Linked DNA regions of Homo sapiens: region 2 is linked to region 1. Evidence: read pairs that join two places in POLR2A ChIA-PET (ENCODE). Cell type or tissue: HepG2. All regions are shown on one strand. Each heading gives the region's core, and the rest is flanking DNA. Links, peaks and the distances in the headings are about the cores only.

Region 1 (7,931 bases), core at 1,931-5,930:
TTTTTTACTATTGTTGTTCTCTTTTGAGGAAGAAGAGAACATGCCTTAATTTTTTAGAAGAAAAAAAAGCTTCTCATTAAATCAATTAAAATAACCAATAGCAATTTTAAAACAACATCCTGAAGCAATTTATTGAAATCAGCTTGGAAGGAGAAAAATTTCTATTTAATTCTTTCTAACAGTGAGGCATTTTTCTCTTATTGGCTAGGTTTAGAGAGAAAACCTAGCTGTGTACCTACCTGAAAGGTAACTGTGGGAATGAATAATGGAAAGATGCTTTAAGTTCCCTTGACACAGCAGGATGACATTGTTATGTGCCATAGGCACACATACTAAATAATTTAAATATTTGTGTAGTTTTATTTTACATGTCATGTGGTTCTTAATCCCACTAATCCTATCTATTATACATAAAGCCCTGAAAATGAATGTCCTTAACTTTGTTTCATCTTGAATGAAAGAAAGAACATACATCAAATTTGAGAGCTGAAGAACTTAACCAAAGGATGAATATTAGTATATTGTTGTATTACCTGTAATCTTAGAACACTCTGAGATGCCCAGGTAAAAGACTAACAATTTGATTCTTCCCTTCGAATTTGGGGAATGACAGTCTGTTCTTTAAACTTCTTTCCCCTTGCCAGTAGTGGATGGCAGTACCAATTGTAGGTAGGCATCAATTTTGTTTGTAGAACTGAGGCCTCAGAGGACTATGAAGAACCAGAGAGGGTTGTGGTCAAATGGTCCCCATTTCCATTATTTTCAACCTCACACTAACTCTTCATGACCTGCCTGAAGACATGGTCAGGGTGATTCTCACAGATACACCTGGGCTGGTGAGACATGTTGGAGAGAATCATATATTCCTACATATTAGAGCCAAAAAATTTTTGGTCTCTAATTTAGCTATGCCTTCAGCTGTCTAGAATTGTTTTAACCTGTCTCCAAGGCCAGCTTCATCCAACAGCAACTGTCCTCAACCACTACTTGCTTCACACTCTCAGCAGATAACCCTGCCTCCATTTCACTAAGAAAAGTGAACTATTTCATAGGTGTGCCTTCTACTGCCATACCTATAAGTTCATCTGTATCTGAACTTACCCTTACCTCCTCCCTCCCAGTCTTAAGAGGGTGGAAGATGGATCAATTCTTCATGACTAATACCTCCCTCTACCTGTGGGCTTGATGCTTTCTCTTTCAGGCTCCTTTAGAACCTGTCCCATCATTGTTTCTCTCTCCTGAATTTTCCATGTTACCTTTGCTAGCTACTGCCTCAAAGTTTATAAACATGCCCCATTTAGAGATTTCTCCCACTACCATCCTTTTCCTGCCTCCTTTTCACCACAAACTCCTAATCTGCAATAGGTATCCACTGTCTCTACTCAGGTGCAGGTTCACTCTTCATTGGTGGGTTGGCTTCAATCTCAGCCCTTCTTCAAACAACACTCTGGCAAAAAATCACCTGTTATGTCCTAACTAGACTCTTCCAGTTCTCACATCACTTTATTCCATCGTGGCATTTCATCCTGCTGTGTCCTTCCAGAAACTCTTCCCTTGGCTTCTCCACTCTCTCTTGCCCTCCTTTGGACATTCTTTCTCAGTTGTTCTTGATAATAGAAGCTTTTAATAATAACAATAGCTACCATTTATTGTGGTCTTCCCATGTATTAAGCATGTTATAAATAATAGCTCATTTAGTTCTTATGATAACCCTATGAATTGGTGGTCAGAAGCCAGACCAGAATTGGATCACTGGCCTATTCCTGAGCCAGACACTGGAAAGGGGCTGGATTTACTCTTATGTCAATCAGGCCTGTCTGAGATTGAGTATGAGGTGAGCTTCTCCTGATGTATGTGGCTGGGGGATGAAGGAGTATCTAAGTAAAATTGGAGTTCAGATCCTGGCTCTGCCAATTACTGGCTGTGTGGTGTTGACAACTTAATGTGTCTGGGCTTCAGATTCCTCATATCGGATATGGATAATATTACATGCCTTGTAGGGTTTTGGAAGGGTAAAATGAATTATTATATGTAAAGTGTTTAATACAGAGAATATAGGAAGCCCCCGTAAATGTTAGCTGATCTCCCATCCCACCCATCCATCCTCAACATTTCTACCACTGCCACCCTTACAAAATACAAACCTATTTTGTCACTCCCTGGCTTAAATCTCTTCAGAGACTCCCATAGCCTAATAATCAAATCTAAACTTTGGTTAGGGTGCTTTGGCCACAAGCTCAATCTGGCTTTAAAAAAAAATAAGGAAATGAGACAGTCAGAGGCAGAGCGAGGTTCGGGATTAGTTGTTTCATGATATCATTGTGAACCCAAGTTTCTGTCTCTCTCCTTCCATTCACAGAATCAGCTCCATCCTAATGCTGATTTCCTTCATTGTTATAATATGGCTGCCAAAAGTGTTTGGGGCTAAGTGCTTCTTTATTCATGCCCAGTAAGAGGAAGGGAGAGGCTTTCAGTAACTCGCAGATTTACTTTTCCAGAAACCTCTAACCAACTTCTCTGGCTATGTTCTTGGTTAGAATATATCACATGCTATTTCTGAGTCAATCACTGGAAGGAGATTAAGAGTGAGGTGAGCTTCCTTGGAGGTGTATGGGTGTGTGGAAAAGGGATGTATACTAAACAAAATTGGGTTTGTGTTAGGAAGAAGAATGTGGAGTGGATGCTGTTAAGGCAACCACTTATGTTCACTACATAAACAAAGCCCTTTTGGTGATCTTACCTTGAAGCAGCAGTTACTTCTTGCCATTCACAGCTTCAACCCAAAATATTCAATTAATAATTATTGTGTATATAAATGAATGACCTTTGAACCAAGTAACTTGCACTTGCCAAAATGTACAAGATGATTTCTGGCCTCTGTGTCTGTGCTGATGGTCCCTGGAATCATCACCCCTCATAATGCACCCCCCTTCCCTCTCTTCTCTTTCTCTCTCTGTCACACACACACACACCACACACACCTCCCCACCTCTCGCAAAACTGGCTTCTACCTACTCTGTGAGTGCTGCAGACTTCTGTGATCGTTGTTTTTCTGTTGCTTCTTCTAGAAGTCTTTTAAGGGTAGGAATTATGTCTTATTCCTCTTTTTATTGGTATATACATAATACATTATTTTGAATACAAGAATGAAAGATTGATCTTGTTCTATACCTTTTCAGAATGTAGATCTCACTCTTGGTGTATATACCTTTAACTAAGTTTACTTATATAGAACTTCTCATCTTATATATGATATACTTGGGTCTTAAGATTATTTTACTTAAAATAATCACAGATGCTTCTTCTTCTTCTTCTTCTTCTTCTTCTTCTTCTTATTATTATTATTATCATTATTATTATTTGAGACAGGGGTTTTGCTCTGTCACCCAGGCTGGAGTGCAGTGGCACAATCTCAGCTCACTGCAACCTCCACCTCCCAGGCTCAGGTGATTCTCCCACCTCAGCCTGCTCCGTAGCTGGGACCACAGGCATGCGCCACCACACCTGGCTAATTTTTTACATTTTTGATAGAGACGAAGTTTCACCATGTTGGCCAGGCTGGTCTCGAACTCCTGAGCTCAAGCAATACACCTGCCTTGGCCTCCCAAAGTGCTGGGATTACAGGCATGAGCCACCGCGCCCGGCCCCAGATGCATTTTTTATTATTAAAATGAACACTTTGAGGCAATGCGTTCAATAACAATACAACAGTCTACATACACACGGTTGACTGAATTATTTTGGCTTTAGCTCACTACATCGTGCATCACATGTTTTGGTGAAGGGACATTTTCCATCATTATGGGGACTGATTCTGTGAAGCCAGTCCAGGAAAGGAAAATGATTTTGTAATGCCTGAATATTGCATTAAAACACAAGTTATGTGAAACAAAATGTTTATTTCATTATTTTGTCTCTGAGTGAGAAAATATAGAAACAAAGACTTTTAAAAACTAGGCTCAGAAAGGACAAACATGATATGCTAAGAATAGGATAGTGCTTACTATTAGGAATGTAGATCTCCATTCCTAATATATTTTGATGTGTTCCTCATTTTAATGTGTTTACAAAACTGTCAACCCAAAAATGCAACCATAGTAAGGAAGTGGAAAGGATAAAGTGACCAAGATATTTGTCATGTTATATTTATGCACAGTAATGGAAGTTTCTATGTAATGTACAAACACACAGCTGCTTCTCAGAGTTCCCATAGGAGAAACCTTTGAAATTCAGGGAGTGCCTAATGGTTCCTTTGATCTTCCTTAGTCTTTTTGCACTTCAGGGAGCTTTGAAGGAGGGCAGTTCTGCTTATCACTGGACCTATTGTTAAGCAAAGAAAAAGCCACTTCCTAGATCTATTGAGATAGGTGGTAAAGGTGAGGGACATTCCCTGACCAGCTGTCTGAACTACTGCTTATGGCCTATTTCAAGAGTTAATTCTATGGTCCAGCCCAAGTTAGCCTCTCCCCTCATTCACTTCAAGTAACTGCAATTGGTTAACTGCCTCTAGGCTATTCTTTAGTCTTAAAACATTTTTTGAAACTGCTGCCTACATATCAAGGAATTCATCTTATTATTTTTTTTTTATATAACTCTTGGTATTTTAACAAAAGTATTACATGCTCATACAGAGAAACACTGAAAAGTGTAAAAAAGAAAAGTATTTTACACAAGATGACCCTCAGAAATAATTACAATACACACTTTTATGTACTTCCAATCTTTTTATTATGTAAATAGATGTACATTTCTTTTTATATAGGAGAGATCAGCTTTTTCTGCACATGTAATTTGTGTACTTTTAAAAACCTTAATATTATACAAATGTTTTCTGGTGTCTGTAAAGATTTTTTATGAACATTTAATGAATATCCCCTATTGTTAGATGAAGAGGCCTTTTTTTTCAGGATTAAAAACAATCCATCAATGTATCACGATGTTTATTTTTTCCCACAGGGACTTGAAAAACTAATTTCAGAAATCCTTAAAGTCTATACACACATATGCAATTAGTAGCCCCCCCTTATCTGCAGGGGGTGTGTTCCAAAGTCCCCAGGGGATGCCTGAAACCATGGATAGTGTGCTATATATACTCTTTTTGCAATCTGACAACCTAGCTGGCTACTGAGTGACTAACAGACATGTAGCACAAACAGCACGGATATGCTGGACAAAGGGATGATTCACATCCTGAGTGGGACAGAGTGGGATGGTGTAAGATATCATCATGTGACTCAGAACAGTGTGCATCCTAAAATTTATGAACTGCTTATTTCTGGAATTTTGCATTTAATATTTTCACATTGTGATTGACTGAAACCATGGAAAGTGAAACCGTGGATAGAGGGGGACTACTATGTATCCATGAACAAGGAACAGGATTTAGGACTTCAGTGCTGAATGAAGTACTCACAGTATCCCCAAGACTACCACCATCCCACAATGTATATCATCTTTAGTTTGGTATGCACTTGCATCAATTAGAGTACCTCTTCAAAGAAAGAAAGTTTTTGAGAAGTTAAATATGGTCAGATTAACTCACTTAATCACCCACTTATTCATTCATTCAATGAACAATAGCTGCTCGCCTGCTAGGCAGTATAGGTACCATGAGGAACAGGACAGACTTGGCACTTGCCATCACAGATCCTAGTCACAATGAGGAGAAGGACAATTAAACCAGAGATTTAAGTAACATTCAGAAAGGGCTATGATAGAGAAAGTAGTGACTACAATGGATGCACATGGCAAGGGCAGCTAAGGTTTCCCAATGAAGGCAATATTTAATCTGAGACATGTAGGGTAAGCAGAAGTTAGCTAGACAAACAAGACAGGGGAGGTCATTCCAAGCTGGAATATCAGAAATGAAGCCTGGGAAGATCAGAATGCCTGTAAGATGAGAGAGCTGAAACCAGATCACAAAGGGCCTTGTCAGCCACCCCAAGGGGGTTAAATTTTATCCCAAGGTACCCTTGGAATCTGTTGAAGATTTGCTCTTTGAAAAGATCATTCTTGCTGCAGTCTGGAAAAGGGATTGCTGTTGGCAGTGGGGATGAGAGATAAGGGAAAGAAGGATTGTTGCAAAATTGCAGGCAGTAAGTAAAACCAATTCTTCAGCTGTAAGCTGAGGTCCTACAAGATGGCTTAAGTTCTGTAATCATCCTTCTTTTTGTTCAGCCTCGCATCACATTTAGCTTCTGACCCTTTTCAACCAACCTAGCATGCATTAAGTACTTAATAAATGGTTGCTTTGTTTGCTCTTTTACTTGTTTGGTGAAGGAATCCATCACCTAACTCTATTTTGCTCTTTGTCCAAAAAAAAAGTATTAAGAGGGAAAGTATCAGGAAGGAAAGGACCTTCCCCATTCTTTTAGCGGGGTAGGGGCACCCCACTTATCTACAGCCATTCAATTGGATGCTGTATCTGAGCTAATTGCTGAAGCTTCCTTGCCTTCCCTTTCCTTTCCCTTTTCTCCTTCCTTCCTTTCTTTCCTTCTTCCTCTTTCTCTTTCTTTCTTCTTTCTCCTTCCTTCCTTCCTTCCTTCCTTCCTTCCTTCCTTCCTTCCTTCCTTCCTTCCTTCCTTTCTTTCTTTCTCTCTCTCTCTCTTTCTTTCTTTCTTTATTTCGAAATGGTCTCACTGTGTCACCCAGTCACGCTGACTAGAGTGCAGTGGCACAATCATGACTCACTGCAGCCTCAATCTCCAAGGCTCAAGTGATCCTTCCACCTTAGCCTTTCAAGTAGCTAGGACCACAGGTGTGCACCACCATGCTGAGCTAATTTTGTAATTTTTTGTAGAAACAGGGTCTCACTACATTGCCCAGGCTGGTCTTGAACTCCTCATCCTCCTGACTCGGACTCCCAAAGTGCTGGGATTATAGGCGTGAGCCCTGGCTAGGCCCAGCCTGAAGCTTTGGTTTTCTTTAGAGAAGTTTTCTGAGCTTGTACAGCCCACAGAATTCCTGATCTGTATAAAGAGGAGCAGTACCTCAATTCTGCCAATATAAGAACATGGGAATTTCATCTATTATAATAGTAATACATGTTCAACATAAAAACATGGAAAATGTAGACAAGTGAAAAATGAAGAAAAACCCAACATAATACCACAACCAAAGGACAACCACTAGTAATATTTTGAAACATTACATTTTAGTCTTTGTGTGTAGTTTCAGGAGGATTACTTTTAGATTACTACGATACACACACACACATACACATATACCTACACATTTATATCCTGATTTTTCTAAACTTAACATCATAGCACTTTAAAAGTTTGTGTTATTTTAAATATTACCTTAAAATTCTATTCATTGCAAAAGATTTCACTGTATGATTGCATTCCAATCTAATCTAACACAGGACCATGCTTAGGTTATGGTGAAGGAATTCATCGCCTAGCTCTATTTTGTTCTTCCTCCAAATAATAAAGTGTCAGAAGGGAAAGCAGCACTATAATGTTTATTTAATGTTTGCACTATAAATAATGCTATGATGAGCAGTTTAGGCATAAAATTATTTGAATGCTTAGGATTATGCTCTTAAGATAACTCCTAGAAGTGCCGGGTGTGGTGGCTCATGCCTTGTAATCCCAGCACTTTGGGAGGCTGAGGCGGGCGGATCATGAGATCAAGAGATCAAGACCATCCTGGCCAACATGGTGAAACCACGTCTCTACTAAAAATTAAAAAATTCACTGGGCATGGTGGCGTGCACCTGTAGTCCCAGCTGCTTGGGAGGTTGAGGCAGGAGAATTGCTTGAACCTGGGAGGTGGAGGTTGCAATGAGTGGAGATCACACCACTGCATTCTAGCCTGGCAACAGAGCGAGACTTTGTCTCAATAATAATAATAATAATAATAATAATAATAATAATAAAAATTCCTAGAAGCAAACCTGGTTTTTTTTTTTTTGAGACAGGGTCTTG
Region 2 (4,000 bases), core at 1-4,000, 1.0 Mb before region 1:
TGCCATGGTACCCAACTAATTTTTAAAGTTTTTTGTAGAGACAGGGTCTTGCTTTGTTGCCCAGGCTGTTCTCAAACTGTTGGCCTCAAGCAATCCTCTTGCCTTGGCCTCCCAAAGTGTTGGGATTACAGGTATGAGCCACCACACCTGGCAAAAAGTTTTTATTCTTAACATTTAGTCACTTGGAAAACTCACTGACTTAGAATTTTATATAACAATAAATGAGGTATTTTTGTATTTGGCTTTGCTACTCCGTTTGCCCACTTCCAAGTCTACGACTTGAGCACTAAATGCTAACATAATTCAAGAGTACAGTATGATGAAGTGAACATGCTGGGATAGTTTTTCTTTAATGAGGGGAGTTGGCTAACACATCCAGCTAGTTATTTGACATACAAATACTAATCAATAAATATTTCTCAAGTATAAGCTGTCATAACTCACAAAAGAACATTTACATTCTTACCTCTAGATAACCAAAGTTCTCCCATCCGTACCTCTTGCAAGAAAAGTTCTTGCAACTTTTTATTCTTCGTTGGATCCCACAACTAAAATATTCATAAAATATTCAACAATGAGTAATGAAGGTAAGGTATATGGCTACTGATCAAATTATTTTTTATTTAAAAAGGACATCTTGGGCCAGATGCGGTGGCTCACACCTGTAATCCCAACACTTTGGGAGGCCGAGGCAGGCAGATCACCTGAGGTCGGGAGTTCGAGACCAGCCTGACCAACATGGAGAAACCCCATCTCTACTAAAAATACAAAATTAGCCAGGTGTGGTGGTGCATGCCTGTAATCCCAGCTACTCAGGAGGCCGAGGCAGGAGAATTGCTTGAACCTGGGAGGCAGAGGTTGCAATGGGCCAAGATCACACCATTGCACTCTAGCCTGGACAACAAGAGTGAAACTCCATCACAAAAAAGAAAGAAAGGAAAAAAAAAAGGACATCTTGAACCTAGTCTCTAAATCCAAAGTATGACAAATGTAGTTGTTCTTTATAATATTTAAACCAATTTTCTAAAATGGGATTATTTTAAGTGTTTTAAAAAAACATGAAATATTTGTTAGGTTGAGATGCTTATAATAAATAACTCTCATACCAAATTTTACCCAGCCACATATAGCATAAATCCTACTGTAGTTAATATAACAAAGGTAGTTTTGTATGTTGCAAAATTATTTTCTTGCCCAGGATATTAACAGTGCCTGTTGATTTGGTTGCATGATTTCTCTGGCTTACAAGGTCATTTTGGTCTTTTAGTTGTGAGACCTGTTCATGTAGCAGTAACTCTCTAATCGGGGAAACAAAAAACTATGCTAAGCCTTCTGTACTCACACCCTCAAAAGGAAAGGGACAAAGGACCTGGTTGGGGGTTGGCAGGGGAGTGAGTGTTCAGAAGGATGCTTTGGTTTACTGCGGTTGGTTCATGAAGGCGACCATGGCCACAAGATGGCATCATCATTGGTACTACACCTAGGGTTGGTCTTTCAAGGTACACTGTGCAAAGCCTAGCCCAAAATATCAACTCCACTGCCAGTTACTTCAGCTCCAGTGTTTCAAATCTGTAAGGTTTTTGTTTTTGTTTTCCCCCACTAATTTTCTTTTTAAAATGCAATGAGCCTGGAAAGGGGTCACCTTTTTTTTTTTTTTTGAGACAGAGTCTTGCTCTGTCGCCCAGGCTGGAGTGCAGTGGTGCAATCTCAGCTCACTGCAAGCTCCGCCTCCCAGGTTCACGCCATTCTCCTGCTTCAGTCTCCCGAGTAGCTGGGGCTATAGGTGCCCATCACCACGCCCAGCTAATTCTTGTATTTTTAGTAGAGATGGGGTTTCACCTTGTTAGCTAGGATGGTCTCGATCTCCTGACTTTGTGATCCGCCCACCTCGGCCTCCCAAAGTGCTAGGATTACAGGCGTGAGCCACCATGCCCAGCCAGGGGTCACCTTTTAAGCTTGTATTATCAAATATACTAATAATCAGTAACATCAGAGGTTTTACTCAATAGATGTTTAGTGAGCACTGGCAAGGGCAGGACACTCAAGGAAAAGCTGGAAGGAATTGGAGACCAAGACCCCTGTGCCCATCCCCAAGGAGCCACAGTCTAATAAAGGGAAAGTGATCATGTAGGTACAAGACGAAGTCCAATGTCCTCTGGGGCTCAAAGTACAGAGACATTACATCTAGTTGGAGAATTGTCAAAGGCTTCTCAGAAAAGATAGTGTTTGAGATGTGGTTCAGTGAAAGTTTGATGAGGAAAGTATAAGCAACGCAAAATTGCAGGGAACATAGCAAGTGAACTTAATTAGCTAGATTATGATAGGGTAAATGTTTGTTTGTTTGTTTTTTGAGACAGAGTCTTGCTCTGTTGCCCAAGCTGGAGTGCAGTGGTGCAGTCTTGACTCACTGCAACCTCTGCCTCTCGGGTTCAAGTGATTCTCCTGCCTCAGCCTCCTGAGTAGCTGGGATTACAGGTGCACGCCACTATGCCCAGCCAATTTTTGTATTTTTAGTAGAGACGGGGTTTCACCATGTTGGTCAGGCTGCTCTCAAACTCCTGACCTCGTGATCCACCCACCTCGGCCTCCCAAAGTGCTGGGATTACAGGCCTGAGCCACCGCGCCGGCCATAATAGGGTAAATGTAGCAACAATATTACCATTATTGAAGGCCAGCTATAAACTAGGAACTTTACATATATTATTTCCAATCCCTAGGAAAATAAGGCAGTCAATCGGAATAGGCAGCCATCAAAGGCATAGCGCCAAGCTGAGACTGTTTTTTTTTTTTTCTTTTTTTTTTTTTGGAGACAGAGTCTCACTCTGTTGCCCAGGCTGGAGTGCAGTGGTGTGATCTTGGCTCACTGCAACTTTCAGCTCACTGCAACCTCTGTCTCCCAGGTTCAAGCGATTCTCTTGCCTCAGCCTCCCAGGGACCTGGGACTATAGGCGTGCGCCACCATGCCTGGCTAATTTTGCATTTTTAGTAGAGATGGGGTTTCACCATGTTGGCCAGACTGGTCTTGAACTCCTGACCTCAGGTGATCCAACCACCTCAGCCTCTCAAAGTGCTGGGATTACAAGTGTGAGCCACTGTACCCAGCAAAGCTGGTCTTTAATCTGCAGAGTAGGGAGCTACTGCAAGGAATTACATATTCAGAGCTGCCATTTAGAAGAAATTTACTCTAACAGCATAAGAATAGAGGCAGGGTGGCAAGTTAGGAAACTATTACAATAACCTGGGTAAAAGGTAATAAAAGCCTTTAGTTGCAGGGAAGTAATAGAAATAGACAAGTGGAATATATATATATATATATATATATATATATATATATATATATATGCAATAGAGCATTTGAAAATAAGAATTGGTCATTGTTTATGATGGATGAAGTTGATATTTAAACAAGATGAGTCAGGGTCACAGCAGGGAGGCTAGTGATACCAGGAGCATCATAAGGAAACAGGAGTAGGCACAGTGGCAAGGTGGGGGAGATGATGAATTTACTTCGGGACACACTAAGGTGAGGTGCCAACAGAATGTCCAGATGACAGAGTCTGGTAGGCAGATGAAACTTGGGACACCAGGTCTAGAGTAGTACATTTGAAATCACTTTTGGAGAAGGGAAAGATCTTCTAGGGAGAGGGGGAAGAATACAGAACCCAAGGCCCATGTTTCACAAAGCATCACCTGAAGGAGCTGTTAAAACTGCAGTTTCTTGGACTCCACCCAGACCTACTGAATCAATCTCTGGGAGTAGGGCCCAGGAATTTGCATTTTTAAACAAACTCTTCAGGTGATTCTTATGGATCCTAAAGTCTGACAGTCACTGTGCCAGTAAGAATTCCCCAGGCTACTGGATCAGAATTGCTGGGATCAGGGTCAAATAATCCATATTTTAACAGATGCTCCAGGTAAATGTAATGCAGCAATGGACCATACTTTGGGAAAGTCCTGGGAAGAAGAGGAAGAAAGACCCTAGAAAAAGTGAGAAGAGACT

The links. Peaks named below come from ENCODE experiments on the same cell type or tissue, not always from the same donor. Only the 100,000 strongest peaks of a DNase experiment are listed, where the experiment ranks them.
Region 2: POLR2A ChIA-PET joins it to region 1 with 5 read pairs; 2 of 35 experiments call an interaction of 5 or more read pairs at or near these places.

The regions. Positions count from the first base shown.
Region 1 is chr14:57,379,718-57,387,648 of GRCh38, reverse strand. No RefSeq gene overlaps it. Among named protein-coding and RNA genes, the nearest start is that of NAA30, 6.9 kb to the left of the region's middle. RefSeq lists an enhancer at 3,841-4,675. In HepG2, for the core only: no CTCF peak of the experiment used is centred there; DNase peaks (open chromatin) are centred at 4,298 and 5,128.
Region 2 is chr14:58,399,228-58,403,227 of GRCh38, reverse strand. It overlaps TOMM20L (translocase of outer mitochondrial membrane 20 like), which reads right to left. Exons shown (of 5, transcript NM_207377.3): 3 at 467-548. Among named protein-coding and RNA genes, the nearest start is that of TOMM20L, 5.3 kb to the right of the region's middle. In HepG2, for the core only: no CTCF peak of the experiment used is centred there; no DNase peak of the experiment used is centred there.